Linked DNA regions of Mus musculus: region 2 is linked to region 1. The links are chromatin loops, found by intact Hi-C in ENCODE. Cell type or tissue: left cerebral cortex. All regions are shown on one strand. Each heading gives the region's core, and the rest is flanking DNA. Links, peaks and the distances in the headings are about the cores only. Region 1 overlaps Pus7l (pseudouridylate synthase 7-like). Region 2 holds the start of Adamts20 (a disintegrin-like and metallopeptidase (reprolysin type) with thrombospondin type 1 motif, 20).

Region 1 (16,251 bases), core at 5,312-10,311:
CCTGGCAGGAGGTGATGACATAGCAGCTGCTAGGTCCCTGGGAGCAGGCCAGTGGGATAGCCTAAGCTAACAGGGAGTCCACTTCACACCTGGGGCCACCAATGGCAGTAGGACCCCAGCAAGCATCGCAGCCCCTGACTGGGTCTGCGACCTCGAGTTTCTTAGAATTGTTTCTGAGGGGCTGTTGTGTATTCCTGGCTCCACTTTGAACACTTCAGTCTGATGTGTATATACAGAATCGTTCACAGGTGCACATAGGCAGTGCGAGTCTCCTGCCAAGGATTCTGTAGCTTTAGCACACCCAAGAAGTACCCAGTACGTTTATCAAATACCAGTCACGAGGCCCTCCGTGAATATGGTGTTTGGAGCTCAGCAGTGTACATTTTAAAAAGCGTCCCATTAGCTAGGCTACAGATTGCTGCTGCTGATTCTGCTGATGTTCCATTGGATGTCCACAACTCTTCCTTAGGAACTCCCAGACCCCTCCAGCAGGCCCGATTACTTGATCCTTGGTGATGGGTTCTTTTTGTTTAGCAGTCTTCTGAATTAGATTAACTCTGCTCTAAGTGAAGGGGTCTGGTCAGCCATTCCTATTGCTGGGTTCATTTGCCATTTCTTATTTTTCAACGAGAAGAAAGGCTTAAAAAAAAAAGCAAGCTTTTTCAAGCATAATTGGGTTTAATCAGTAGTGCTCAGTGTCTCCACAAAGGATTGCCTTTCATTTATGCTGCCTGGAAAGGCATCCCACAAGCAGCTCTGCAGTGGGAGTGGCTACGGCTGATTTGTTCTTCATTTCAGAGGATGCCAAAGGCACTCTTTCACTGATGCCCGAGTTCCGGGTTCGAGAGCGTGCGCTGCTGGAGTCATTGCATCGCTTTGGAGTGACGGAGGAAGGCTGTGTCCGGGCCTGGTTCTCCTTCCCCCATTCCATGCGTATATTCTACATCCACGCATACAGTAGCAGGATTTGGAACGAGGCAGCATCTTACAGACTGGCAGCCTATGGACCCAAGGTGGTGGAGGGGGACCTGATCTGCTCGGATGAAGATGCGGACAAGCATTTCCCAAGCAGTAAAGTGAGTACCCGCCACCTGAGGTGACTCGCCACACCGGGGATGGTAACTCTGTTTGCTTGACTCCTTCTGACCACTGAGAATCAACCCATGTTACTAAGCAAAGAAACAGTCAGAGAGAGGTACAGAGTAAAAGGTGGTAAAGTTTCCCCTAAAGAGCACACTTCCAAAGACACACACACACACACACACACATACATACATACACATACACATACACACACACACACACATTCATACATACACACACATACAAACACACATACATACACACATATACACACACAGACACATACATACACACACACACATACACACATACACATACACACACACACACATTCATACATACACACACATACAAACACACATACATACACACATATACATACACACACACACATACATATACACACATAAATACAAAGACACACATGTACACACACACACATATACACACACACACACACACACATACACACACACACATACACACACACATACACACACATACATACACACACACACACACACACATACACACACACTTCCAAACACACACACACACACACACACACATACACACACATTTCCTAATACACACACATACACACACACACACACACACCCCTGTACATGGTCTGCACAGGGCGGTCCTCTTAAAAACAAGAGTGAGCCGTCCAGAGCGGGCACGCCCACACCCCTCAGCTAGGTGCTCTCTCTTCCCCGTCCTCCTCAGCCAGCATGTGCCCTCCAGCTTCCTCTCTGCTTTCCCCCCAAGAAAGTTCCGTCATGATGCTATGAGGATATGGCATGCTAGAAAACTCGCTTTTCCCATTTCTTCCCTGTCCAGCTGGCATTTTTACCTCCTTGAGTTCGAACTAAATTAGTGAAGCCGAACCCCGTGCTTCTCTTAAAGTTCAAATAGTAGTGTAAAACAAAAGGAACAAAGAGTTTTCCTCTGACATTATCTTAAGTCAGTTTCAAAACGTGGTTAAAAACAGGGACGAGGCCCTGAGCGGTAGGTACTTCATCCCGAACACTGTAAAATCGTTAGGTTTTGGGGAGTAAAGGGTTTCAGATAGACAGTCCTTTAACTCCCATTCTATAGAAATGAGAGCTGAGGCCCAGATGGGAATCACCAATGTAGCTTACCTAAAAAGACCTAGGAGTCTAAGCGGGTCTGGAGGAACCAGAACGTAGATCTAGGAGTCAGGTGATAGAGATACATCACGCCCAGCACTTCAAAACTAGAGGAAAGGTCGACTCTGAGCTTTGCCTAAAGAAAGCTTCACCTAGATGAACACTGGACTCCGTATCTACAAATAGTTTCAGGTAATACAAATCTACTTCAGACTAATAAGAAGAGAACCCAGCATGGAGTTATCGGCCCAACTTCTGAAACCCATGATCTATTCAGGCACCGAAATGTCTCAACTCCGACCTCTGCAAGAGTAGCAAGCTCTCCTCACAGCCGAGCATCTCTCCAGCTGAGAACGGCTTGCTCTGTGATGCTGTGAGCCAAGCTTTTTAAGCGTCATATATCACACACCTCCTTCCTTCCCTTCCTGTCCACGGCGCCTACAACCATTCTCTGAAACAAATACTGGCAAACAGCACCCTGGGTACAATATGGCTGTTTCCTGGGGATTGGGTGGCTGAAGGGCAGGGCTGGCTCTGCAGAAGCAGACGTTCAGTTCGGCAATAATTCATTGGTGTGGGAGGAAAGCCTTACCTCACAGCGGCCACGGCTACAGCTTGCCCACTTCAGTAGTGTGTAGTCAATGCAGAAAGGACCAGTCTGTTTTTATGTAGTGGGCTTCTCTGGAGATGGGGATTATAAAGAGATGGTGTTTGAGTGTACGTATATTCAGTGTGTGAGTCAGAGTCAGGGAACAGTGAGGTAGGTAGAGCACTTGGGAGCTACTCATTTCCATTGTATTTTATAAAACTAGGTTCATCTGGTGACCAAAGAAGAGGAGTCAGCGCACACATATGCACTGCACCAGGTAAACGTGGTGACAAGTCACTATCACTTTAAACGTGGTGACAAGTCACTATCACTTAGATTTAAATAAGCTTGTCGGCTAGAGACAAATCTGATCCCCCCCTCCCCCTTCTTAGGTAACTTTTAGATTAAGTAATGATTTATATCCTAGTGACTTATGCTTCTTTGATAAATTTATGCTTATAACAGATTTATTATGCTATCATTTACATCCTAAAAGTTTAATTTATGTTTGCTTCTGATAAGCAGATATAATCATACGAACACTGAGACCTGTAGTAAGAGCAGTTCACGTCTCACTCAGACTTCCCAGAGTTCACGTCTCCCTCCAGTGTTTCCCAGCGTCTGACCGTTAGTCCTGTTTCCAGGGTTGCACTAATCCTGCTTCACGAGAATCACCAATTTACTTTTGATTTTGTCTTACCGTGCTCTGCCCTTGGAGTAAAATGTCACATAAATAGTGCCGCACAGCATCTATGTGGCCTTTGTCGGACCTTCCTACACCCCAGCTTCTAAGTCTGTAGGCCATGACCCCACCGCGGAACGTGGGAGCTGTGAAACCTTCGGTGGCAGCCGAGGTTTCTGAGTGCACACTGACAGAAAGTTAGCCAGACACCAAACGCATAATGCACCCAGGGTGTTTGTAGAAGCGTTCACTGTTCACCAGTGTTGTGTCATGTGACCTCACTGCAGACCAGGTTCTGCGTCACAACACACGGCTCTGCACTGTGAGCACTGCATGCTCAGCCATGCAGGTGGTGATGATGAGGAGGATGTTAGTGATGGTGATGATGGTGGTGATGTTGATGTCGCCTGAAACACCTCAGCTCAGATTCCAGGCTATTACATATTAACCATTGTAGGTTTTACTGTACTTACAAAATTTTTCTGTTTTCAAAAAACGGATGTCTTACTTCTGGAAAACAAGGACTTAATCTTTTTCTAGCATCATCCGTCAGCATGTAAATATCAGGTTAACGTATGCTTGGGCTGTATCACACTAGAACACATGATTTTAAAAGTTGCTGTTCTGGTTGCTGACTTTTAAGAGCGACAGTCAGCTGATATTGACCTGGGATTAGGACGGAATTTTCAGCAGTTTCTGAGATGGCTCTAAGTATACTTCTGCCATTCTGTGCTATGTGTCTGCATATGTGTGAAGCAACACGCTTGGCGGTGAGGATTGTAGAATACAGATATCCGTCAACTCTGGAAAACACTGAAGACACTTCTGTCCCACACTTTCAAATATGCAGCCAAGATTTAATGCTCCCGATGAAATAAACAGCATTAATCTCATTAGCACGCAGATTTCTTTAATAATTTAATGATAATTGTCTTTAATAAATGACAGAGTTATATGCATAACAAAAAATCATCCTGAGATATAACTTGTATGATTTATTACCAGCCAATTTCTGGCTTCTATGCCAATTTTAAAGAGTTACATACCTAGGGTAACATACAAATTTCTTGGATAATAAGGGTTACAGTTGAACCATGTTTCAGAAGCCCAGCCGTAGCCCAGGCTAGGTTCATACCCTGCTTCAGCCTTCTGCATGCTGACCTAGACCCTAACGTGCCTGGCTTATACATTTGATGCCTTTTGCCCATTTTTCTAAACACCTTTTCACATTGAAGTGTAGTGTCCAGAAGTCAGCAGAGGGGCCACCCTTAGGGAGCACGGCTTTACTCACGGACATGCAGCCAACAAAACAAAAATACTCTCTGGTGCCTGTTTGCTTTTCAAAAGAAGGAATCAAATTGTCACCCAAGTTAGCAGGGCTAGCAGTAGAGACTGTCCTGTGTGTCACCGAAGACTTCGCTTGTAGGCTTGCGTGCTTTCAGAGAGTTGGTCTTTACTGGATACATAAATTTGTTTTTGAATTACGGTTCCCCCAGTGATATCTGATGCAAGCTGATTACCACAGCTCTCCTGACTGCTTGGTTTTAGCTAGCTGTTTTCTTTATCAGATAACATTATAGCTAGCCTAGGTAACACCCAAAACAAGCCAGCTGTCCTATTTATAGCCTGACACTGTCTCTACAAAGCTGGGGGCCAGTCATACAGGTGAGAGATATGGTCGCGTATCTTTCTGAAGGCTAATCCACAGGCCGTGGTTTCTCCCTCCCCTCCCAGGTAGTTCTGCCCGTGCTTGGATACAACGTTCAGTACCCGGAGAACCAAGTAGGGCGGTGGTACCAAGAAGCCCTCAGCAGGGACGGACTGCAGGCCTGTAGGTTCAGGGTGCCCGCCCTGAAGCTGAACGTACCCGGATGCTACAGGCACATCGTGAAACACCCCCGCAACGTGTCACACCGACTAGTCCATCCTGACCCCGCCACCGAGGAGGCCCGAGTGGAAGGTCCCCACTCCGATGATACAGCCTCATCGCTGTCCTTGTCCTTCGACCTTGACGCTTCGTGTTACGCTACTGTTTGTCTGAGGGAAATGATGAAGGGCGACATTTAAGCTCACACACCCTGATGTCACCGCGTGCGGGGCATTCGGAAGCAAGGGTAGCCGCGGTTCCAAGGGCTCTGCCTTGAGCTTCGCGGTTCTCGCTCCTCACTTTTCACAGTGTCCTGAGAGGTCGGGGTGTGATGTATTAACGTAAGCACCGGTGTCTTAAGTTTAAAGCTATATGACTGTGCTCTCTAAGGTCATGCTTCAGGGATTTTTCTCCGGTCGTGAAAGTTCTAGGTCTTTGGAGCACCACTCTGAGCACGGGCTGCTCCACGCCACTCTTGAGAGGTGGAGAGAGAACAGCGTCCGCGCTGCTTGGAGAGGTGATGGCGAAACCTCGGTGCTTTTCTCCCGCACTGCCTCCTTTCCACCGCGAAGTGGCTGGTGTGACACCGTGCAAGGGCAGTATCTGTTCTCATAATGTATTTATGAGATACTGAAGATTTTATTTAAAATTTTTATACTAGTTTTTTTTTTTACCTGTTTTCCTAACCGTTTGTTGTTTTCTACCACCTAAAACTCAGATTTTATACTCCTGTCGGTACCCACGTTCTATTTCTAACACATACCAACGACATTGGAAATGGTAGTGATTCTCTTTGAAAAATAAAGACATTCTCGATTTCTTGAGTTACTATCGAATTGTCTCTATGTTTTATGCTGCAAAAAAGAAAACATATTGTCCATTTGGAATGTGTTGGCTTGCTTTAATTGTCCCACACCATAAGTCATCTTTAACAGCATGATATCATTTAAGTTCAGGTAGAGAGGTGACGTATTTACCAGGAAGACTTTTCCCGATGATCATTTCATTGCCAGTAATATATCGTGATGAAATTTAAAAATCTGTGTGGAATATTGCAGACCAGCAACAGCAGATTTTTGTATGTCTATGCTAAATTATACCCATTTAAGGAATATTAGAGCTAGGAGATAAAATCCAAAAGAAGCAAAAGTTTTCTATGGAATGCAAAATGTGATTTTTGCTGCATTTTCTTCTGTATCGGTGGAACTCAACCTGTGTGGGTCATGACCCCTTTGGGGGTCAAATATCAGATACCCTGCATTTCAGATATTTACTTTATGATACATAACAGTAGCAAAATTACAATTAGGAAGTAGCAACAAAATAACTTTATGGTTGGGGGGTCATCACAGCCTGAGGAACTGTGTTAAGGGGTCACAGTGTTAGGAAGGCCGAGGACCCCGGTTCTGTATATTAGAGAGCGAATCAGAAGTCAACTCAAAGTCCACCCGTAAAGAACATAAGTGAGATGAGCTGAGTCAGATCGTTAGCAAGCGTAGTTACTATAGTCGCTGATGCACATTTAGTAGCATTAGAAAATGTTTTAGAGGAGCAACACACATATTTGACACATGCCGTGCTCACCAGTGAAGCTTATTTTAGTGCAGACAAAGCTCCGTTCCAGGCATCGCATATGCTAAGCAAATGCAGTCTCTCAGCTATATTTGTATTTCTTTCAGTATCCTTTCAATTAAAAAAAATTATAAAAGAATGTTAAAACAAAAACAAAACCCATAGCCACTGGGGACCAGCTGCCCCAGCTCCTGTTTGTTCAAGACCCTGTGCTTCCTGATCAACAGTAACAGAGGGGACATTAACACAGATACCACTGTCATCAGTTAATGTAAGTACCGTGTGTTGAGAAGAGGCCGGGAACTCCACTGCTGTTACACGTCTGCAGGCACAACTTGGAAGAGAAGAAAAGAAAATGGCATTCTATTAAGATGATGAGTATTCAATTATATGTATATATATATATACATATATATATACATATATATACATATATATACACACACACACATATATATGTCAATTTTATGTGTGTAATGTAATAACTATATATATATATATATATATATATATATATAATGGCCATATATGATAGGATATTACATGGTATGTCATATGATATTACATATCATCTTTGTTACCTTTCTGTTCCTGCCAGGAAAAACCTTAACAAAAGCAATTTAAACGTGAAAGGGTTTATTCTGGCTCCCAGGTCCAAGGTGCAATCTGTCATGGCAAAGAAGTCATGGCAACAGGATCCCTGAGGGCTCAGGTCACCACAGTCAGGAAGTAGGGAACAGCAGGGATACTTGTCACTCACATCCTCCTTTTTATACAGTCCAGGATCCAAGCACTGGGAATGGCGCCGCCTGTTGTGGGTGGGGCTTCTTGCCCCAATCCCTCTAAACAGGATAATTCTTCACATGTGTGCTGAGGGTGGTTGTCTTCAAGTGACTCTAATCTCCTAAAATTGACAATCGAGATAACCCATTACAGCTGCTTCAGCAATCTCAAAATACAAATGAAGTTGGATATTATGGTACCGTTAGTTTTTAAAGTGGCCCTCATGATTTTAGCGATGACTGAAAATGAAATGATACTCTATAAAGTAGCAAAACTTGGGAGGGGAGGGATATTTTCATTCCCTCAGTGAAATTATATTTTATGAATTAAATATGAAAATCAGTTATATAAAACTTAACCTAGTGTTCTTTTAAATAGCATTTCTTAGAGCCTGTCAAGCATTTAAAACATGCTGTCATCAATATTCCTGTCTTGGCCTGTAGGTGGCACTGTAAGCTTATATTTCTCATACAGTAAACGGAGCCAGCAAAAAGCATATCTTTGTTATCCATCATAACTAGAACATTATTTAGCTGTTACGCATACCGAAAGTCGTTCCATTTAACAGTATTTGGTATGAAATATATTTTTTAATTCCAAGGACCTTATTATGTCTTAAGAACCAACTGATGATAGCTTCATAAGCATAACCTTTGCTCTAGTTTTAATTACCAAGGTTACATTTGAGACTAATGGTGCGTAAGGACCAGGAAGGTGAACAGTCTTAACTTTGAGGTGTTTTGCTGTATTACCACAGTCAGGGGGTGTGAACCCCCGGCCTTGCTCACCCTAAGCAAGTGCTCTGCTGGCTGAGCTGAGAGCCACACCGCATCTTATCAAGGCACAACTGCCTTGTTTTTGTTTGTTTGTTTTGTAACTTGTAAAAGTTGAAATCTCGGTAACTTTAGACACAGTTAACATTTATTAGCGTTGTATAAGTATCTCTCATATTAATCCATACTCATCCCAACCCCCATTGGGAATGTAATATTTCCTGCTTTGGGCAGTTTAGAAGCCTATCTGAGTGATCTGTCTCAGATCAGACAAGATGTGGTGTGGAATTGAACTTGACCATGCTTCCTAGGTGTCTTACATAAGGTCACTATTGCAAAAGCAAGTTGGGGAGGAAAGGGCTTATTTCACACAGAGCTCCAGGTAACAGTTCATCAGCAAAAGCCTTGAGGGCAGGAAGTTAAACAGGGCAGGAACTAGAGGCAGGAGCTGATGCAGAGCTCATGGAGGGTGCTGCTTACTGGCTGGCTCCTCATGGCTTGCTCAGCCTGCTTTCTTATAGAACCCAGAACCACTAGCCCAGGATGGCACCACCCACAATGGGCTGGAACCTCCCTCTTTGATCACTAATTGAGACAATGCCTTATAGCTGGATCTCATGGAAGCATTTCCTAAATTGAGGCTCCCTCCTTTTGATGACTTTAGCTGCTTTCAAGTTGACATAAAACCAGCCAGGACACCAGGTCCTGGCTTTCCCCAGTGTTGCCTTCTGAGAGCAAGCTCTGTGGTAATAATTTCTCTGTCTACAAACTTAATACCGTCTTCTGCTGCTGAGCAGGCACATGGTGGATGTCTTGAGGGAGAAATAATATTCTTTCTGAGATGCCAATCTAAGTAGAAGATCCAAATTATTCTGGTGTCATTCACATATTTGAGTATGTTCCACAGGGGTATATTAAAATCGCTATAGCTGATAGGAAACCGAGTTGATACCTGAGGCAATTCTAAATGTCACAGGAAAAGCTGAGTGACGAAGTTTAGTCCTAATTCAGAGCTAGCTTCTCTAGTCCTTCCAGAGGGCATTGTGCTTAAAGAAGAAGCGAGTCGACTGATTCTAGTTTATACACATGACTGGCATCTGCTGGTTCACTTTATTATTATTATAATATTATAATTACGTTCATATTATTATTATCATTATTATTATCATCATCATTATTAATTATTCTTTCATAAAATACATCCAAACCAGTTTCCCCCCTCTCCATTTCTCCCTGCTCCTCCTTCCCCTCTTCCTCTGTTTACCTTCAGAAAAGAACAGAGCCCCCAGGATGTCAACCCAACATAGCATAACAAGCCACACTAACACTAGGCACAAACACTCTTACCAGGGCTGGGCCACGCAAGCTAGTGGGAGGAAAAGGGTCCCAAGAGCAAGCAAACGAATCAGAGACTGCCCCACTTCCACTATTAGGAATCTCACAAAAACACCAAGGCTAACAACCATAACATAAGCAGAGACCCTAGTGATGACCCACACAGGCTCCGGCATTGTTCCTTCAGCCTCTATGAGCCCTGCTTAGTTGATTCCGTGGGCCGTATTCTCCTGGTGTCCTGGACAGCTCTGGCTCCTTACAATCATTCCTCTGCCTGCCACAGGGTTTTCCGGAGCTCCAAGGGGAGGAACGTGAAGGCAGAGTCACATTTTCAATGGAAGCTACAGACACACACTCGAGTGGCTCCAAGTTGAGGGCGTTCTGGAGATGCAGAAGGAAAGAAGATGACATCTGGCTTGGGACGCTAACAGTGCTTCATGCTTTCCGGGTTTTTATTTGGTTTGAAATGCCACCTACAGAAAGAGTAGCTGGCAGACTGAACCGCAAGGAGGAAGGCAAGCGCAGGCTTCCGGTGGATTTCTGGTTCCCCAAGTGACCAGTGGTGTGCCGGGGGCCGCTCCCAGCGCCCCTTCTAAACCCTTAAATGATACTTGTATTATCATGTCTAAGAGTTTTGAAAGGTCTTCTTAAAAATGTGCTTGAAGTAGTACGGGTAAGGCTGCTATCTAAGAGTGTGTCAGTTTAAAGAACAGGGAGTGGTCTTAATGGATTTGATCTCCTGCAATTCCTGTTTGATGCGTCAGGAACACCTCCAAGTAAAGAAAATGACTCTACTCTTCTTAAGCAATTCGTTTTCTCACTCTGAGGCAAGGAGTTAATTTACGCTGCCTGTTAGGATGGGCTGTCTCTTACTGAGAAATGTCGCAGTTCCGGGAAAGGGTAAAAATAGCCATGGACTTTAAAATTCAGACGTTAGAAAATGTGAAATGCGAGATAAACGATAAGTTTCCTTAATAAATACCCAAGTGAACTACGAATATAGAAATAAAATCCCAGTTATAGGGTGAGAATTAGACATGAGTTCAAAGCAAGAGCTCTTGGGTTACTTTAAAAGGGAAGGGGTCAAAGAATCGGTCTCCCTAGCTGAGGCCAACCGGGCAACAGGGCAGGGCGGTGACTTTTATACCAAGTCACCCGACTCTAAGAAGCCTTTGTGGTGTTTTCCTAGTCTGGGTAAGTCAGGATTCTGCAGCTCTCAGTACAATAGGATCTTAATTTTGGCTTTGGTTGTCCCCCCCCCCCGCCCTGCCCCCCACCCCCCCCTCCCCCCTGCCAGCTCAGATTGTAAAGGACTGGTGGTTTTCTCTTTGTTTCGTTGTTGTTTTTTTTTTTTAGGGGAACAACATTTTTTTAGGGGAACAACATTTTAAAGTAACCCAGGGGTGGATCTCCTCTCTGCTAATGGCACCGAGTTCAAGGAGCGATTTCCAACAGGTTGAGCTGAGTCCTTTAAAAAAAGAATTCTTTTCCTCGGGAGGCAGCGCATGGCGTGGGCGTGGTCAAGGGCAGCCTGCGGTGGTTGTTGGTTCTTCAGAAAATACCCTATGGTTTCTCTTGTACATGGGGCTTCAAAGGTCGGTAATGGAAGCAGAGAGTAAGAGATGGTTACCAGAGGCTTGCTGACAACAGGGGCTAGAACGATGTTGGTCAAAATACTAAACTTCAGTTAGACACAGAATTAGTTCAAAATACCTGCTTTAAAGCAAATACGGTGATTGTAGTTAACAACAGTCTGGACCTGGAAATCGTGAGAGTAGGTTTTGTCCTCGCTACAAACCAAAGATTCAGTAACGGGGTGATTGGCTTGGTTTAACGGTTCCACAATGTGTGTGTGTATTTAAAACATGCTTTATACCATAAATATACAATTTGTAAATTAACAAAAATAATGAAATGGAAAAAAACCTATGAAAACAATTTAATAAATAAGCATAATTTAAATGTTTTATTAACATATATATTAAATATACACAACTGTGTTTCAGGATGACACTTCCCATGCGTGTAACTAGTGTACTGCAAACACATTTACACATTGTTACTTGGTCTCGTCTCTTCCTATACTTACTGGTTTATTTTATTCCTCTTCCCCTTAGAGACAGAGAGAGAGAGAGAAAGAGGGAGGGAGAGACAGGGGGAGAGGGAGAGGGAGAAAGAGAGGGGGAGAGACAGGTGGAGAGGGAGAGGGAGAAAGAGAGGGAGGGAGGGAGGAGAGAGAGAGAGAGAGAGAGAGAGGGAGAGAGAATGTGAGGAGAGGGGAGAAAGGAAAAGGAGTGTGAAGAGATGAGAGAGGGAAGGGAAAGAGAGAGAAAAAGGGAGGGAGAGGGAGAGAGAGGGGGGAAGAGAGAGAGAGAGAGGGAGGGAGGGAGAGGGAGAGAGAGAGAGAGAGAGAGAGAGAGAGAGAGAGAGAGAGAGAGCTAGTCAGTATTTAGTGCACTGGCTTACAGTAGCATGGTCCAGGGGTCGATTCAGTACCATGAGCACCATGCTGGTATCTACATGACTGAAGAGAATCTTTCTCTCTCCCACATTAAACCATGAGTTGCCTGGATACATTCTCAGGGGGGGGGGCGGGGGGATGTATCCCATAAGCACCCTCCTTTTCCCTGACAGGATACTGACCGGCCCAGACTGGTGCAGGCAGTCAAATTAGTTGTGACTTGAGGGGTGTGACCACTTTGTTACACCTGTAAGGGTTTCATTTTCCTCTTTATGTAAGTAGGTTAATATTCTAACTTGAAATTATACATTGTAACAGGCCCGCAGACCTTGGCATAATTGATGCCAGGTTAGAAATAATACTTTGTAACAGGCCCACAGACCTTGGCACAACTGATGCCATGTTAGAGGCACCATTCCCATCTTAAAATCATCACATAGACCCCCAACACCTGCCAAAATGAGCACAGAGTCTTATGCTATAATTTTTGGCTTCTGTAGTTCTGCTTCTTGCTAACTGAAGTGTCACAACCAGGATGTGACTTTTGTGCCTAAAGGCAAAGGGCTGTAAGGCTTGGGGCAGCATGATTTGGGCACAATCCCGTGCAGCTGCCAGCCAGCAATGCTATCTTTTTTTTTGCTTTTGTAGTGTCCCTGTGGTGGTCTCTGCTGGGCTTCCCTCATAACAACGTTCGTTCATTTCTGTAATGTGTGCAGATGCCATGATGTCAAGGGGCAGCTTGAGTCAAGGGACACTCAAAGGAATGAGTTCTTCCAACACGTGGGTCTCTGGGAAGGAACTCAGCTGTCAGGTTGGGTGGTAAGTGCCTTTACTGGCTCAGCAGTCTCGTGGCCTGAATGACAATGTAATTTGAATGAATGAATCAGTGTAACATGTTTCTCAGTTAATGACCAAAAGAGTAAATACCACTAGCCACTATTCCTTATTCATTAGGTTTATGGGACCTTTTGAAGAAACGTCTGAGGTTAACTTTACAGAGTAGAATGTGCTGCCATATGTGTGGTTGTATGTGTATTAAACAATAAGAGCAAGGGACTGGGGTACACAGTCATTTATCACGTAACTAGGATCCAGGATGAAGTGGAGCTCCTAATTTTGAACCTTGAACTATAACTGCCTCTAGCTGTCTTCATTCCCTAAAAAGACTAGATCCCATCCCAGCGTTATTAAAAGTATCCTGCATTGTGTTAAGGCATTAGAGGCCTCAGCCCAACTGAAAACACATCGTTCATTATATACATTAAGTTGTATATTGCACACTGCTAGAGAGAGTAGAGGAGTGCATGAAGATGAAACGTCTTAGTGCCTTAGACCATTCTGCACTTTCAGGACACATTGAAAGCATGCACTGGGGCTGGAGAGAGGGCTCAGAGGTTAAAGCAATGACTGCTCGCTCTCCCAGAGGTCCTGAGCTCAGTTCCCAGCAAAACACACATACAACAGGGAACCTATATAAAACTATACGCTTATCTCTTTGTGCATTTCTCCATTTTCCTCTCGTTTTAGTTCACACCCCCACACTCTTTACCTTCACTTGAAAAGTGATTTCTTTCCTACAATAGCCATGAGGCATCATAAGTGGGTAATTTCAGATGACATTCCCATGATCTCTGTTCTGTACCAATGGCTATGTAGTTTCCTCCAAAGAGTTGCTAGGAGCCAGCCTTCAACTTTGGTGTCTTTTTGGATTTCACAGTGGGTTATGCCCTTGCCCCTATAACCCCTCACAGCGTATCTGACTGTTCCTCGGACCTTGTTTTTCTCAGAAAAGCTGGAGGCTACCAGCTGATTTTTCTCTGTCTATTTTCAAACGCTTAATTTTTTTTATCATGCAACCATTTTTCCAGATAATATGTTCAATAAAAATATTTTGAAAATATAATTATTTCACTGGCAGTTGAATGGGCTTTCTTGGGAGCTATTGGGACATAGTCCTACACCCTATACACCGTCTTTGATAAGACAAGTGAACAAACTTGTCACTTCCATCCCTTAATTACTGTGTCTATAATACTGTGTCTTCTAAGACATGAGTTAGAACATAGACAGGTCTTTATTTAAACAACTCCCAGGGACTTCTGTGAACATGGTGGTGCAAGAAGGCAAGTTTCTTGTTCTCCTAAAAATCATGCACAGACAATAAAGAAAGGGATGACGTTGAAATCCTGGAGACAACAGAATAAGCAAAGGTAAGGTGTGTGTGAGCACCACCCGAACCAACCTGTACCTGGGAAAAGCCGTGTGACTGTAAGGTAGCATCAGAAATCTCCGTTAAAACAGACACCCTCTTCCCTCTTTCTGTGTATGATGTGTGCATGTTTGTGTGTGCGTGTGTGCATGAGTGTCTGTGTGTGTGTGTGTGTGTGTGTATGAGTGTCTGTGTGTGTGTGTATGTGTGCATTCCTGCCTCTGTGTGTGTGTGTGTGCATGTGTGTGCATGTGTGTGCATGAGTGTGTGTGTGTGTGTGTGTATATGTGTGCATGTGTGCATTCCTGCCTCTCTCTCTCTGTATGTATGTGTGTGCATTCCTCTCTCTTTCTCTCTCTCTCTCTCTCTCTCTCTCTCTCTCTCTCTCTCTCTGTGTGTGTGTGTAAAGGTCAACACTGGGGAATCTTCACCAATATCTCTTACTCTCTGAGTCAAGCTTTCTCACTGAAACTCGAGCTTACTGTTTCCAGCAGAGGATCCTCTTGTACGCCCTTTTCTGTTTCCTCAGCACTGGGTTATTGCCATTGCCATTGCCACAGCCGGCACACATGGATGCTGGGATCTGAACTCAGATCCTTCTACCTGCACAGCAAGCACTTCACCCATGGTGCCAGTTCCCCAGCCCTGAAAGTGCATTTCAAAAGCAGCAACAAGCCCTTTCTAAGTAGAAATGTTGTATCATTTATGTGTAAGAAATTAAGCAGGGCTAAATCAGGTTTGGAGCTAGAGAGTCAGCAAACACTGTGGAAGCAAAAAAACCTTAATGTGAGAAAGCTGGCAACTTATTGTGTTTTCTTTTTCCTAGCCAACTGTCAGGAAATCCAAAACTTGATAACAAGTAATAAAGGGTTAGGGGTGGATACAACCTTAGTGCAGGTGGTTTAATGTGGAAGACAGCAGCAGAATTTATGAGCTGCTACAAAAACATGGCGAAGAAGGAGAAGAAGAAGAAGAAGAAGAAGAAGAAGAAGAAGAAGAAGAAGAAGAAGAAGAAGAAGAAGAAGAAGAGGAGAGGGAGAGAGGGAGGGAAGGGGAGGGGGAGGAGAGGAGGAGGAGAAGAAGAAGAGGAAGAACAAAAGAGTGACCAACACACACATTTATTTATTTACTTATTTATTATTTGTTTATTTATTTATTTAAAATTTTTGTTTTTTCGTCTCATTCCTTCATTGTTTCTCCTCTTCTCTTTCTTTTTTCCTTTTTGGTTTTTTTCAAGATATTTTTTTTTCTGTGTAGCCCTGGCTGTCCTGGAGCTCACTCTATATACCAGGTTGGCCTTTAATTTACAGAGATCTGCCTGCCTCTCCCTCTGGAGGGCTGGGATTAAAGGCATGTACCACAACAGCCCAGGTATTTCCCTCTAGTTTATTGAAAATAGATTCTTTCTCCCTACAATTTATCCTTATTATAGTTTCCCCCCCCCCTCTGCTTTTCCCAGTTCCTCCCCACCTCCCCTCCCCTTCTGGATCTACTCTGTCTCTCATTAGAGAAGAACAGTGTCTTCTTATTCAGAGTTTGCATTCCTGCACAAAACATCACCACCAAGAAGCAAGTTGGAGAGGAAAGGGTTTATTCAGCTTACACTTCCACACTGCTGTTCATCACCAAAGAAAGTCAGGACAGGGACTCACACAGGGCAGGAACTTGAAGGCATGAACTGATGCAGAGGCCATAGAGCGATGCTGCTTACTGGATTGCTTTCCATTGCTTGCTCAGCTTGCTTTCTTATAGAACCCAGGACCA
Region 2 (16,251 bases), core at 7,243-12,242, 120 kb after region 1:
GCTAGTTCCTGTCACCTTTAAAAACTCATCACCTAAACACCATGGGTTAATCTTGTCTCATTAAACACACAGATGTCTTTGGAATAAATATATTTATGTCTTTCATTTTAATTTCTGGAGATTTACTTATTCACTCATTTTATGTGTAGGGGTTTTAACTGTAGGTATGTCTGTGTACCACATCCACGCCTAGTGTCTGCAGAGACCAGAAGAGAGTGTGGAATCTTCTGGGACTAGAGTTGCAGACAGTTGTGAGCAGTTGTGTGGGTTTTGGGAATTAAACCTGTGTCCTTTGTAAGAGCAGTCCCTTTTACTTTTAAATAAAAATTCAGTCCAGCGTTAGGGTAAGTAGTTAATAAGTAGCCATGACAAATATTTTTTTTGTCAAAATTTTTCTGATTTTTTGGCTTGAAAAATTCTGATTTTAGGATCAAATTATTGAATTAAATTGTATATGGAATAATTATTGACCTATAAAGATGAGTTTAGAATCTAATTACCTGATTCCTTTACATTTTTCCACATAGTAAAAAAATGTTTTAATAATATCAATCAAACAGAGTAGTTAAAATTTATTGCAGAATTAAGCACACACATGCAGAATAATTAGCACAAGCGTGCAGATGCTAAACCTTCCACAAACAGCCTGTCCGTACAGTAGATTCCAGATTGAGAACAGAATGTAACTAGTGTGCTAAGAACTCATTCATTTGTTCCAGTTTCTATTTCTTCCACCTCGGGGATTAGCTACTACTCTGATTTCTAATTACATAAGGCAGTTCCATCTGCTGGTCATGACTCCTGTATACACATGAAATTCACACTGTGAACCCATTCCTGTAGGCTGTAGGGTGTAGTGTGGGTTACTGCATTCAGTTATGTCCTTCTATTAACTTAGACTTTTACAGTTACATCCTTCTATTAACTATAGATTTTTTTAAAAAGTCTAATTACATTGCATATCCCATCATTCAACACTTTTCCATTTTACTGTTGATTGCTTCTGGGTAGTTTGGAGTTTGAGTCATCACACACAGCGCCTCTGTGAACAATCTAGATATCTCTTCTTGAACTTCTGGATGCATTCCTGTGACACACGATGCTCGCTCACCTTTCAGACATTGCTCGTTTCCATGGGGCCATAGCAGTTCAAGTCTCTATCAGTGCCTGGAAGTTTCAGCATCAGCAAATCTTTGGTTCTCCTTTGTAATTTGCTCACTCTATGGGGTGTGGTGGAAGCTCATTATGTCTTTATTTGTATTGCTTGATGGTCAAAGGTATTGAAAAAAACATTAAAACATCTTACAGTCTTTTAAAGTTAATTTTTATATCAACCCCAATTCATGAAATAATTTTTGGAGTTTTTTAAAATTATTTTTCTATTTGGTTGTCTCTCTGTAATTTAGAGAAGATCCCCCCCCCAATAGATTCTGGATCTAAATCTCTGTCAGAGCAATGTGCTACAAATAATGTCTCTTGTATATTTTCTTCTCTGAACAGCATATTGTTCTGAAGTTAATTTTAATATATATATATATATATACATATATATATACATACATATATACATATACATTATATGTAATGTATATGTATGCACACATATATACACACATATATGATTTATTAGATTAGATTAGTTTATTGATTTGTGTTCTCATTCTGAGCACTGGTGTTACATACTGACTTCTTTCCTTTTCTTCCAAATTAATGTCTTTATTGATTTTTTAAATTTCACATAGTGCACAGCAAACACACTTCTCTATCATCTTAGGTCTCCCCCCCCCCCACCTTGTGATCCTCCCCCACAGAAAGCTAAGTCCACTTTCTGTTGCTATATAGTCACTGGAGCACAGTTAAACCTCCAGCGGCCGGCCCCTTAAAGAAAACTGAGTCCCGCTCCACCTGCCACCCGCCAAAAGTCATATTTTGTGGAGAGCCACACTCGAGCATCCTGACCACATTTTCCAAGCATTATCTCTGATGGCTTCTGTCTAAGCTGTTACTTTTATGGGAGTGGGATGGATGTAAAAGGGTTGTCACAGAAGTCTTCTATGTCTCTCTGCCCCAACTGTGAGTCTGCAGTCAGTCATCCATCAATGTTCCCTTGCCCTTTATATAAGGTCCGCTGGAGCACAGATCATGGACTTCCACATAACATGAACTGTGAGCATCCACATGGCCTCCAGCATCAGTGCATGCCAACGACCTCAGCATGGTCTCTGGTGGACATCAACGTGGCCCTCTACTGCAGCACAGATCAGAGACACCATCATAGCCCTCAGAAGCACAGATCATGGACATTTAACATAGCCTCCAGGCAATCCAGGCAAGGGACACCATAAGGGCAAGAAAGCGTCTTATGCAGTGGTGTCAATGACTGCAGTCTCACAGCCGAGAAAGAGAGACAGAAGACCTCTGAGGACATCACTATGGTCCTCAGTGGCAGCAGGGTCCATGGACATCAGTAAGGCTTCAGCCCAGGGACATCCACATGGCCTTCCCTTGACTTTATTTTCGCTGGCAGTGAAATTTCCCACAGCCATTTATTTACATTAACTTTAGCATACAGCTGTGTTCTGGGCATTTTACCTCCGTCTCATTCTCGTTTCTTCCAACCAATAGTTGTGTTATTGACAGAATTAATTTTTCATTGCCTCTGCAAAAGATTAAATATCTTTACACATAATATTCTTGTGGTCCCATCTAGAGACTGACATACTTGGGGATCCATCCCATAATCAGCCTCCAAACGCTGACACAATTGCATACACCAGCAAGATTTTGCTGAAAGGACTCAAATAGAGCTGTCTCTTGTGAGGCTATGCTGGGGCCTGGCAAACACAGAAGTGGATGCTCACAGTCAGCCATTGGATGGATCACAGGGCCCCCAATGGAGGATCTAGAGAAAGTACCCAAGAAGCTAAAGGGGTCTGCAACCCTATACGTGGAACAACAATATGAACTAACCAGTACCCCCTAGAGCTTGTGTCTCTAGCTGCATATGTATCAGAAGATGGCCTAGTTGGCCATCATTGGGAAGAGAGGCCCCTTGGTCTTGCAAACTTTATATGCCTCAGTACTGGGGAATACCAGGGCCAAGAAGTGGGAGTTGGTGGGTAGGGGAGTTGGGGAGGGTTTGGGGGTCTTTTGGGATCGCATTTGAAATGTAAATGAAGAAAATACCTAATAAAAATATTCTTGTGGTCCCACCTTGGTGTGTAGTTTGCTCTTACTGGTGAATTTTCTTGGGTTGTTTCTTTTTTTGTTTCTTTGTTTCTTCCTTTCTTCCTTTATCTATTTGATAGAAGAGCTATTTAAAACGACCTCTGAAATAACCTTTAATTTTTATGGTCTTTAAAGTTCTATGTTTTATTCCCAGAGGACACTCTCTGAGCTAGTGCCACATTTTGAGATTTATGAGCACTCTGCAAATTCTATCGAAGAGATGCATTTCAAGACTCTATGGGGGCCGTTCGTTGTTTTGAATTAAGATTTGGAATTCCTGCTTAGCTGTGGCTAACGAATCAGCTGTGATCAACCAGATACCAGAAGTTCTAAAGTGAAACCTTTGCTTTGCTGGGATAGTGTTGCTGGAGCTGAACAATTAGTAATGACTAAGAAGAGACCAGCATTACTGAAGTGAAATCTCCCGGGGCAGTGTTTTCTGAGAATTAGCACACAGAAGCTGTGTTCCAGACATGGCCAGGGTTGTACCTAGCGCTGGCAGCTGAACATGGTGGTGTAAGAGTCACCCAGGTGGTGCTGGTTTTGAAGATGTAAAGGGGTCATGGAGAGCAGCCAAGGCTTGGCACTGCGCGGCAGGGCTGGGGTCCACAAAGAGAGTCCAGAAAAGGCTATTTGGAGCAGTGCAGTCTGGATGTAGCATTTTGGGGATGCCGTTACCATAGCAACCACCCAAAAGCAGCAGCAGCAGTGGAGCTGAGCCAGCAAAGCTTAGGGAGCTACTGAGGATGGAACTGGGGAAGTGTACCAGGCTCTTCGAAGGAGCCCAGGAGATTGCGAATGGATCCTAGACACTAGAAACTATGTTACTTATACCGTTGGAATCTGGTTTTACTTTGTTCCGATTGTGACTATGTCTCTGTTCTTCTTCCCTCTTGAAATAAGAACGTACTTAACTTAGTTTTGACTTTACCTGACCCCACAGCTGAGAGATTTTTGGATTTTAAAAGAGACTTAGGATTTCTTAAAGGAGACTGAATTTTTAATATGTTTGAGTGTGGGAATTTTTATGTTTGTAAAATATTTTATGTTGTGATGTCAATACTAATCTTGGGAAAAAGCAATAAAGGAAATGTGTGGCCGATCAGTAATAGGAGTATGTGTTCAACTGACAAGGGGTCAGCTGTATTGACTAGTTTCATGACAACTTGACATAAGCTAGAGTCATCTGAAAGGAGACAGCCTCAACTGAAGAAAAAATTACTCCATAAGACCAGGCTGTAGGCAGATCCCTTGTTGTGCTGCCTGTCTTACATCTAATTCTTTCACTTAGGAATTGTTTAAGATTGCATTTTATTTCTCTCATTTTTTCTTCTATATCTCCTTTGAATTTTTATATTTCTGGACTGAAGACTTGTTGCATGTGGTTTTAATCTTCTACCTTTGCTCTGGGATTGGCAATGCTACCAGCGTCCACCCAGCATCTCTTTTGCTCTACCATCCTTTAGCTCTGGAAGGTGACTGTGCTACCAGCCCTGTCCCATTTTCCCTTGAATCCGAGCATAAAAGAAACACACACACACACACACACACACACACACACACAGAGAGAGAGAGAGAGAGAGAGAGAGAGAGAGAGAGAGAGAGAGTGTTTGTTCCTTTACAATTTGCCTTCTTGGCACAATTGCTGGGCGTTACTCTCTCCCACCTAGAAAAGCGTGCCCCTAACCAATGTATTATCTCCATCTCTCCACCTGCTCTAAAGTTCAGTGGCTAGTCTCACCTGGCCCCTGTCAAACATCTTTGACCACCTGCCTGTAGTAGTGGCCACAGGCTTCAGCTCCCCCAGAGACCTCACATGGTTGCTGTGTTCTTCTCCCTCCAAAGCATGGCAGAAAACTCCTCTCTCTCCTTCCTTGCATCTGACTTTTCCTCCGGGAACCTGGGAGTCCTGCCCACACCTTTTTCCTAGCAATTGGCCCTCAGCTTTCTTTACTGACAAATCAAGAACCAATTGGGGGAAAAAGGCATCAGAGCTGCCCCCTTCAAAGACTTACTTACTTCAAAAGTTATCAGAGCCTAATATTTGTCTATATGCAGTTGCTCCACAGCAGTATTGTTTTACTTGCATTATACACACATAAGTTCTATCTCAACTGTTAGAGAAATTCAAGATGGAATTCAAGATGGAAAGAAATAACTTCAAGCACAACAGGAACAATGAAGTGGTGTGTGTGTGTGTGTGTGTGTGTGTGTGTGTGTGTGTGTGTGTGTGAAGAAAAGTTAAGTGTTTGGGAAGGAGAAAAATCACGTTCGTATACAGCTAAGGTAGAGCAGTGCACGCTGGAGATATTACCACAAATCTTAAAGAAACCACTTAAATCACAAAACAAAGAGTTCATCTAAGGCACACTCCGTGGATAAAGGGCTTGCTCCTAAGCCTGCTAACCTGAGTTTGATCCCTGGGATCTACATGGTAGTAGGGGAGAATAAACTCTGAGGCACACACAAACTCACATAGAGAAGCTCACACACAAAATAAATAAACTTAGTTTAAATATTTAAAAAGAGTTTGTCTAGCAGTTGAGATAAAATAGAATCACAAGATATATTCATTAAGTTAAAATGAATACAAGCAAAAAGGGGGAAAAAGATTAATGGTATAAGTAGAAAGCGAACAGTGAGATTATTGACTTGAATGTAACCTTTCTACAATTACAATAAATGTGAATGGTATAAGTATTCCAAAAAAAATAAAAGGTTGTTAGCTTTGATGTTCTGTTTGGTTATTCCTAGGCTATATAAATGTCAATATTAGTATTTATATAGTTATTGAATTGTTTATTTATTACCTTTTATGGTGGGAATATCCTTAGTACCAGGGAAACTGCCTCAAACACCTTTTAATAATGACTTCTCGTATGATTACAATTGACTGTGCTGAACACAGATAAATAAAAGAACAGTGATAATAGAGTGTAATTTAATACATACTAATTAGGGCATGAAATTTGATTTTTCCTCTTTGTACTTGGAAACAATGATAATGTCTTAAAATTATTAACAAATGAAGACTGGAAAGTAGTTTAGTGATACAGTGCTTGCTGAGCATGTGAGAAACCCTGGGCTGGATTCCCCAGCACTGGAGATGGGATTCAACTTTACATAAACAATGTCTTCATAATAGTAATGCTTACAAAAACAAGTACTACTCAACAAAATCTGTCTAACCCCTGAATATATTAGCAGTTCTCATAATGCAAACTGGCTATCGAGCTTGTGTTTATCTCAATTGTCTGAATTACAAATAAAATGTATTTGGTATTAATAAGACTTTAATTTTTTTGAGTTGCTGCTGGTTTAAATAGTATATTAAATTTGAACTGGTATAAACAGTTCAACTCTCTTCTAGTAAAGGCTACATTTGAAACCAAAGAAACCTGGTTCTAACTTGGTGGATATCCCAGAGTAAATGACCTAATCTTTCTTTCTTGTCTCATGATATGGGCAGTGAGTAAATTAAATAAGGTAACTTTTCTGAAGTTTGTTAGGTCTGAGATATCAGAGGAATTCGATAAGTGGTACCTCTAAGAATGAATGTGAGGGGGAAAAAAGTTCGATTAAACAGCCATTGAGATGAGCTCATTTGTGAGAATTTTCCAAGTAGGGAAAGATAAATAAGAGACAACAGAAATGTCCCCAAATCAGACTAATATATGTAAAAAGTATTTGAATTCAGAAAAACCAGTATAGTAATCTATGTCCTATGTAAAAATAAACATTTATTTTCTGTAAAATGAGGGAAGTAATACTGTTCATTATCAAGTTTTACCAAGCTTTGAACCCTATGAACTACAATCATTGGTATGGCGAGCTATGCCTGTAAGTTCATACGTTAGGAGAGTAACTAACCACTTTCTGGCTGGATTTAAGAGCAAATGCATGCTGGCACTGTAACTATGGCTCCAGCGACATTGTTGCAGAGCTCACAGGCTCCAGGAGTGAAGCTATTACTATTATTCTGGTAAGCTCAGACAGTGTCAAACTGACTCTAAATTCCTGTCTGTATCAGTGCAGATCTGATTGGTGCAGATCTGATTGGGGCAGATCTGATTGGTGCAGATCTCAGCTCCTGTTAAGAGAAGTTTCTTCCTGCAGCAGGGAGGGGAGTGGTTAATAGGGAAGCTTGCAATTGGTCACAAGTGTTCGTGGTGTTCTTGGCTATGGATGGGAAACCTATATTACCTCCCCAGCAAGGCTCAGGGCCATTGTGGAAAAGGGGGTGGAAAGATTAGGAGAGCCAGGCAGGGACAGCTGAAGTGAAATTGTCTCCTGGACATGACAGTGTGGCTGCGTGTATACTTTCACGACAGCTGTGGCTGTCTGCATTAAATCTGCATTTAGTTCATGCAAGTCAACGTTCTAGCTTGGAGTGTGACCGGTGCATGGGCACACACCAGCTGTGGACAGGTCATTTCTGGGGGGACAGGAGTCTGTTTTCTATACCGGTGAGTTTCACTATAGTTTAACCGCACTCCAGTGAATGGCCCTATTAACCGCACTCCAGTGAATGGCCCTATTCCCAAGAGTAAGTAGACAATGCAAACTGGACTCCTCCGGAGGCTATTAAATAATAGGACACAAAGTTGCGAGAATACTGGCAAGTTGGGAGCAGACCTGGGAGGAGTTGGGGGCGGGGAAAGGCGGTGACTGGGGGCAGAACATATTGTATGGAATTCTCAGAGGATTAATTAAAATATATCTATAAGATTAGAGTGACACAGACAGCACATGAACTGTCCCATGAACACAATATTTCCAAAATGTCAGATGTGTTGAAAACGAAACGCTCCGTTACCAGCACTGCTTTGATGCTTTGAACCTTCAGCGATGAAAACAAGGTGTCTCTCAGCAGTCGGGTAGCAATTAGTGTGGTATGATTCTGGTTTCGGGTCTTTGTAGGTGGAAAGGCCTGGCTCCAAATGCCAAGATGTACTCAGAGCTGCATGCCATTAAAGTGCCCAGCGTGGAGGATGGTAAAGGTTAAACGCACAGTTGTGGGTAAAGTCCGTTGTTGTTCTCTTTAAGACCACCACATTCTAACCTAAACCTGCCATGCTCTCTAATTCTCTGGTGGATGGAATGGCACTGGTGGGAAAGTGGGAAGGAAAAGAGGAGCGAGTGAGGATTACCATACCACCACCCAGCTGGGGATTTCACCATCAAATATAAGTTTCGACTCTCCCTTCCTGAAACTCTTCTACTACCCGTGCTGCCAACAACAGAAGATTGATACCGGTGACATGGAAGGAGGGAACGTATGGTTAGAGGGCAATTTCCAAGGCCAAGAGCCCAGAGCGCAACAGTGACTGCAACAGTGACTGTAAGCCAAACTGAGCTGCAGTCACCCCGTTGTATCCGTGAAGGTTTGCCTTCCCTGGTTAATGGCCTTGGTTGGATTTCAAGGCTCCCAGCCCCTCTCCCCCGTTTTTTTCCGTTCTGGTAATAGAAGTAATTGCAGATCCTGCAAATCAAACAGGTGAGCTCAGGACACGAGAAGTACCCTTGAAAAGAAGCTGTTTTTCTCTTCATGCTAAAGTTTGTCCGTTGCAGTAGGGCCTGGCCTTGCGCACGGATTCAGAGCTACAGATATTGTTGACGAGAGTTAACATTGACAGAGGGCTTTCTTCACTCGGTGGAGAGATTGGTCCCAGAAACAGGCAGATGTTCCGTGGTTCTTGACATTTGTATGTTTTGGGGAGAGTCCTTTGTGCATATTTAAGCACAAAACCAAAGGCGCAGACAGGCAACAGTAATCACATGTGACTGGAGTTCTGGAGACTCCAATGACCTCCTTGAACTTCCTCAACCAAGAGAGATAGGTTAATGCAGTCATACACAAGTCTTCTAGCTCCGTATCCTCCAAACTCCAGAGTCTCCCTGCACACAGGGACCCTCAAAAAACTGAGCCTCACCACAAGCTCCATGGATAGCATCCGGTTACGGATGGTTATTTTGCGTGGGAAGCCGAATAGGACCTCTCAAACGTGAATTGCATAGGCCCCGGTCTGACACTTGTCATTTCACTCCGTGCTCCTATCACCTGTCAACGTGCGTGGGGTCTGGCTGGTCCTGGGGACGCGGAGCTGCAGCCAGGGAGGTCCCGGTGCGCGCGCCCGCGGGCGGGGCTGCGCGGGGCAGGGGCTGCGCGGGAGGCCGAGCCGCCGCGCCTCCCGCTGATTGGTCGACCAGGTCCTGGGGGGCGGGCCCTCCGCCGCCCCGCGCGCCCCGCTACTCTGGCTCGGTTCCCGCTGGGCCGGGCAGCGAGCGCTTCCCAGGGTGGCGCGGGAGCGCGGGGCGCGCGGGCCTGAGAGAGCCAGGCGGGCAGCGCGCGATGAGGCAGCGGCGCCGGGAGCGGGGACTGGCGGCGGGGCGAGGCGAGCCGGGGTGCAGTCCCGGGTGCTCAGGAGGCTGCTGAGACGCCGCGGAGAACCGCTAGAGCGCGGAGGAGGGCAGCGGAGCTCGGGGAGCCGGCGGCCCTGGGGCGGCCTCCCAGTCGGGATCCCCTCCCCTGTGTGCAGCCATGCGGGTGGCCAAGTGGCTGACCGGGTTGCTCTGCCCGATCTCGCTCCTTCTCACTGGGTCCTGGGAAGTTCGTTTCCACCCACGACAGGGTAAGGTCGCCGTGGGCGCTTGGGCCGGGTGCGAGTGGGTGGTGCAGACTGGTTGGAGACCCCAGGCCACCCAGCTCAGAGCATCCCCGAGGACTTTTTTGGTTGTCGTGGAATCTCTGGGGACACGCTCTCCTGATCATGCGGCGGGCACGCGTGGGGCATGGAGCAGCGTGCATCCGGACAACACGGGTTGCTGGAGGCTGGGAAGAGAAGAGGGGCTGGCAAGGAGGTGGCTGCGCTGGGTGGTGGGTGGCAAGGTCTGTATAGAGCATATAGGACCCGTGGGAAAGCAGTACATGCCCACGGTGCCCAGGTGTGTGCGTGTGTGTATATCTGTCGTGCCCCTGAGACTGACCAAAACTGGGGACCTTGGGTAGGGATGCTTGGCTCAAGAGCTTGTGGGTTGGACAGCGTCGGGGCTTCATAGACATTTCGCTGTGTGTTGCAGAAGCCCTGGTGAAGACTCTGGCCTCCTACGAAGTGGTGACCCCCACGCGGGTCAATGAGTTCGGAGACGTGTTTCCCCAGAACCGGCATTTCAGCCGGAAGAAACGTAGCTCCGGGGTGCCGGAGCCTCCTCCGTTCAGGACCCACTACCGAATCAGCGCCTACGGGCAGCTCTTCCAGCTGAACCTGAGCGCTGATGCGGCCTTCCTGGCTGCAGGCTACACTGAGGTGCACTTGGGGACCCCGGTACCTGGACCAGGCGGGCGCAGCACGGAGTCCCCAGACCTGCGCCACTGTTTCTACCGTGGCCAGGTCAACGCGCGAGAGGACCACACTGCTGTCTTCAGTCTCTGTGGAGGACTGGTAAGCCTGATTGTACCTCCCTATGAGTTTTCTCTGATCCAGGCCAGGGCTGTCTGGGGATTGGGGCATGGTGGGTGGTTCCTAGTAGGTTCCTTGGAGTCCTCAGAGACCACCAGAGAGAGGAGCCTAGACCACAGGCAGAGAGAGAGCATCTTTCATCCATTTGTCACGTGCTCCAGAGGCGCTCAGGAGTGGCCTCTGGGTTCTGCTTCTACAACCTCCGGGCAGGATTTTTATGGGCAGCTATTGGTGCCCAATCCCCTGAATTACTTAACCTTAGTAAATGTGTCAGAAAGGAAGGAAAAATTATTGAATATGCACAATTGAATAAAAAAAGGCTCCCGAGGCTGACAAGATTTGGGGAAAGTTCGTTTTGTTTCTGTATGGGGATGTCCATCCACGGAAGAAGGAAAAGGTAAATGCTAGCTGGATCTGGAAAGGTATGAAATATGTCCACAGATATAGTTGCTAGTGCCAGAGAACTAGAAACGACAAGAATAAACGAGAGGGAGTTTTGAAACTTCACTGGAGGGAGGGAGGGAGGGAGAGAGAGAGAATGAAATAAGACATCACTCCCTTGTTTCATTTGGTTTTTGGTTTTCTTCCTTGAAAACAGGTTCTTAATACCTCCTCCCATGACATATTTAGGAAGTCTGGACCAACCCAGAATCTCTTATCAGGACGGTCATTTTAAGTATGCAGCATCACATTGTTAAAATGAGAGTCAATTAACTAAAACATCACGATAGTACCAAGCTAATTCGTGATGCATGAATACGCACTTGCCTACAAATGCCTGAAATAGCGGAATCTGGCAGTCTCTGTGTTGTTACAGTTCGTGTGACGAGTGAAGCCATCATATTTGAGCGCTAATGTGCTGTGAGAACATCCTATGACGAACAAAGCTGCTCTGTCCTTGGTGTTACAGCCACAGAACTTAGCTACAAGTTTCTCGTGAGCCCAACATTTGCTTAATAAAATTGAACAGATCATACTTTCTGAGAGGTGTTCAGACAGTTGCACAAAGTCAACAGGGTTTATTATGTGTATCAAACATTGGTAGTAGTAGTTCTCTCCATGCAAAATGTAAAGATACTTCCACATGGGTTTGAGATGATGTCCTAGACAAGAGCCTTGGTAGTTACTCCTCTGGCTACTTAGCATTGATGTCCCGTTAACTTGATATAGGCTTTTACATCATGTTGGAAGAGGGCACCGCAGTTGAGAAAATACGCCTACCAGATTGGCCACAGGAAGCCTGTGATGTATTTTCTTAATTAGTGATTGATGTCAGAGGGCCAAGCTCATTGTTGGTGATGCCACTCTGGGGTTGATTGGTGGTCCTGGATGGTGGTAGCACCCTGGGATTGATTGGTGGTCCTGGATGGTATAAGATGGCAAGCTGAGAAAGCCATCAACAAGTGGGTGGTGGTCCTCTACGGCTTCTGCATCAGTTCGTACTTCTAGGTTCCTATCTTGAGTTTCTGCCCTGACTTCCATGGATGATGGACAACAAGCTGTAAGACAAAATTAACCCTTTCTTCCCCGGGTTGCTTTGCTCACGGTGTTTATCATAGTATTAACCCCCTAAGGCAATTGCTAGAATCTTTGGAAAGTCTTCTTATATATTTTTTTCAAGTTAGTATTTTGTTTGTTTGTTTTTGTGTTTGTGTGTTTTTGAGACAGGGTTTTTCTGTGTAGCCCTGGCTGCTCTGCAACTTGCTCTGTAAACCAGACTGTCCTCGAACTCAGAGATCTACCTGCCTCTGCCTCTGCCTCCTGAGTGCCAGGATTAAAGGCGTGTGTCAGTATGGTTGTATTTACCTAAAATACCTCCAATAATTTTTTCCTTTCTGCTGTAGATAAATGTAAAATATTTATGTCATCAATATAGCAGAAGCATCAATAACACAAACATTTATACTTTAAGGAAAAAATTTCTATCTTTAAAGGCTTAAAAATAATGCATAGTCTACCTGGAAGATCAAATAAACACTGTCAGAATCCCGTCTTTATAGCCATTTGTTCAAACCCAGCAGTTTTACTGATGCCATTTAGTTGCTGGGGTTCAGTTAATCCAAGGCACAACTTAAAGCAGTGTTTCTTCCATTTCTGTATCATTAATTAAAAAAAAACTTTTACGAGACTTTGTGTTTACATTTTTTTCTTTTATTATATTAATGAACCTGGATTTTTTTTTTAAATTTTCATTCCTAAGTGTAATGTTTTGAGCCCAAGAGCCAGAAGGGGCTAAAAGTCTTGCAAGTACTTTTCTTGAACAAGTGTATATCTATAATCTATTTGTCTGTCTGTCTGTCTGTCTACCTAACTACACACACACAATATGTTCCTTCTAATGTTTTTTATTTTTATTTCATAAATATTTATCCAAAGATTTTATAACAAAGATTTATATGTTTCTGAACTATATAGTGGATAGGGAAGTAGAGTGTATTATAAAATATTTATGAGCAGTGTGATAATGGCCTATCAAACATACTGATCCATTGATTGACATAGAATTACAGGATATTAGTCCTCATATTCAATTCTTTTTTTTTCTTTTCCATTTTTTATTAGGTATTTAGCTCATTTACATTTCCAATGCTATACCAAAAGTCCCCCATAGCCACCCACCCCCACTCCCCTCTTACCTTGCATAGTGATATTGGTTTTAATCTTATAATGTTGATAAATAGACTAGGGTCTGTATTTAGTAAGTTGGAATATTATTATTACCATGTATGTGGCAGGATGTAACACGTAATATGTTTAAAGACAGAGATCCCTTGCAGCACTAATTCACTCTGCTCTCACATTGCCTAGTGGATCTTATTCTTCCCAGGGACAAACTTAACCACTTACAAGTTAGCCGAATTATTTATTGATGGCATTGGAGCAGTGAAGTCTTGGTTGAAGGAAACAGTTTCCTGATGATATCAAACTGGATGTTGTGCTCGGCTTGTTTTGTATTCTCTCAGAGTATCTTTTGTGGCTATGTAGATTGTATTCTCATAAAGTATCTTATGTGGCCATGTGGATTGTATTCTCATAGAGTATCTTTTGTGGCCATGTGGAGTGTATTCTCATATATATCTTATGTGGTCATGTGGATTGTATTCTCACAGAGTATCTTTTGTGGCCATGTGGGGTGTATTCTCATATATATCTTTTGTGGCCATGTGGATTGTATTCTCATAGAGTATCTTTTGTGGCCATGTGGAGTGTATTCTCATATATATCTTATGTGGCCATGTGGATTGTATTCTCATAGAGTATCTTTTGTGGCCATGTGGAGTATATTCTCATATATATATATATCTTATGTGGTCATGTGGATTGTATTCTTACAGAGTATTTTATGTGGCCATGTGTTTTGTATTATCACAGAGTATCTTTTGTGGCCATGTGGATTGTATTCTCTCAGAGTATCTTTTGTGGCCATGTGGATTGTATTCTCTCAGAGTATCTTTTGTGGCCATGTGGATTGTATTCTCACAGAGTATCTTTTGTGGCCATGTGCATTGTATTCTCACAGAGTATCTTTTGTGGCCATGTGCATTGTATTCTCACAGAGTATCTTTTGTGGCTATGTGGATTGTATTCTCTCAGAGTATCTTTTGTGGCCATGTGGATTGTATTCTCACAGAGTATCTTTTGTGGCCATGTGGATTGTATTCTCACAGAGTATCTTTTGTGGCCATGTGAATTATGTTGGGATTTCTCATAAGAACAAAGATCCAGCCTGCCAATCACTCCTCCCACTGAAGGCTAATTACTAACTAATTAAGTTGCTCCTGTTAAGTGCTAACAGGTAGTGCAAATATGGAAAGTGTATTTAAGTAGCACCAATGTAATCCCATGTACTATTCTACAGTTATGTATTTTATTAATTCATTTATGAGAACAGCTTGCAGGGGGTTGATTCCCTCTTTCCCTCACATAGATTCTGGAGAATCAAACTCAATTCTTCAAGCTTTGTACAGATATCTTTAACCAGTGTGCCATCTATCCAGTCCCTCTGGATTGACACTTTTTTACACAAAATTAATTAGTCTTATAGTTACCCAAAATACTTAAACAACATCGTGAGGGAATTTCTTGTGCCTTTACTTTTAATATTCTAGTGTGTATTTGTCCACATTCTCCAAGAAGCAGATGTTAAAATGTGATTTTGTTTAGGGGAAGTGCCTGTACTAGGGAAACCAAGGAGGGGGTTGGGAGAGCGGCATGAACTGGAAATGAATAAGAAGGAGTACAAGGATGTTGAGTGGATTCTCCTAGCCTATTAGATAGTTCAAGAAGCTTCAGTTGAGTCAGAGAAGACGTTCCTTTGGTAAAGTGCTTGTCACGTGCTTAGGACCAATCCTCAGACCAATGGTTTCATTCTGTAGTTTGTTTAAATAAACCCAGGTGTGCTGGCACGTGCTTGGCACGTGCTTAGGACCATAGTGTGGGAGAGGCAGAGACAGATGGATCCCTGGAGCTGGCTGACCAGCCAGCCTGGACTACCAGGTGAGCTCCAGGACAGTGAGAGACTGTGTCCTGGAGGTAGGGGTAGGGGGCTGGTGAGATGGCTCAGTGAGTAAGAGCACCGACTGCTCTTCCAAAGGTCCTGAGTTCAAATCCCAGCAACCACATGGTGGCTCACAACCATCCGTAATGAGATCTGACGCCCTCTTCTGGTGTGTCTGAAGACAGCTACAGTGTACTTATTATATAATAAATAAATAAATCTTTACAAAATAATTCTTAAAAAACAAAACAAAACAACAACAAAAAAGGGGTATGAATGGTTCTTGAGGTATTATGACACCTGTGGTTGTATTTGACTTCCATATACATGAACACACAAACACACACACATAGTCACACACACACACACACACACACACACACACACATATACACATAGACAGACATAGACAAACATTCACACTTACACACAGAAACACACACACACAACACACACACATACAAACACTTGGGGTTTCCCCCCCCCAAAAATGTGACTGGATGCCAAAATACTGAAATAGCATTCTGTTACGACGAGTGTATGAAATTCTCTAAATACATAAAAATTATATTCGGTGGATACATTGTAACCAGTTATATGATCACCTACTGCCTTTCAGAACATCTTGGCGGCTAGGAGGCCACTCTTCTAAATAATCAGGAAGCTCCCAGGCAAGTGAAAACTAGTTTTGAAGTATTTGCTAGCCAGCACAGCACAGTGTAACCCCACTGGCTTCCTTCCGAATCAGTCTGCAGCATTCATCCGAAGAGAGACAGGATGCTAAAAATATGGATGAGCTAAATATGATTCTATGAACCACCTGTTTTGTCAAGTCCTCAAATTCCTTTCCAGATCTCTTTCCAAGTTTTTTTTTTTTAATCTGAACTAATAGCTCCTTGGAGCCTTTGGCACAACTGTAATGTTACTTTTATTTTTATTATTTAGCAAGAGGTCCCTTCCATTGGGATTGCCTATAGAAAAATTGATGAAAGTAATGATCCTTCATTGATAAATCGGTTTATCAGTGAAATCAGTTTCACATAGGAACAGTCTTCACATAGTTGT

Evidence for each region. Hi-C counts contacts between places; a loop is a spot of excess contacts. Peaks named below come from ENCODE experiments on the same cell type or tissue, not always from the same donor. Only the 100,000 strongest peaks of a DNase experiment are listed, where the experiment ranks them.
Region 2: it touches region 1 in a loop (2.4-fold over the local background); 3 of 42 quality-filtered maps call a loop at or near these places.

Annotation. Positions count from the first base shown.
Region 1 is chr15:94,512,622-94,528,872 of GRCm38, reverse strand. Pus7l (pseudouridylate synthase 7-like) reads left to right here. Exons shown (of 9, transcript NM_172437.3): 7 at 799-1,076; 8 at 3,029-3,082; 9 at 5,222-6,233. The coding sequence ends at 5,554. Among named protein-coding and RNA genes, the nearest start is that of Pus7l, 23 kb to the left of the region's middle. In left cerebral cortex, for the core only: a CTCF peak has its summit at 8,136 (motif pointing right); DNase peaks (open chromatin) are centred at 8,154 and 10,291.
Region 2 is chr15:94,397,608-94,413,858 of GRCm38, reverse strand. It overlaps Adamts20 (a disintegrin-like and metallopeptidase (reprolysin type) with thrombospondin type 1 motif, 20), which reads left to right and starts at 9,509. Exons shown (of 39, transcript NM_177431.5): 1 at 9,509-9,860; 2 at 10,309-10,670. The coding sequence starts at 9,770. In left cerebral cortex, for the core only: a CTCF peak has its summit at 9,699; DNase peaks (open chromatin) are centred at 9,509, 9,977, 10,391 and 11,493; H3K4me3 peaks cover 2,022 bases; H3K27ac peaks cover 1,277 bases.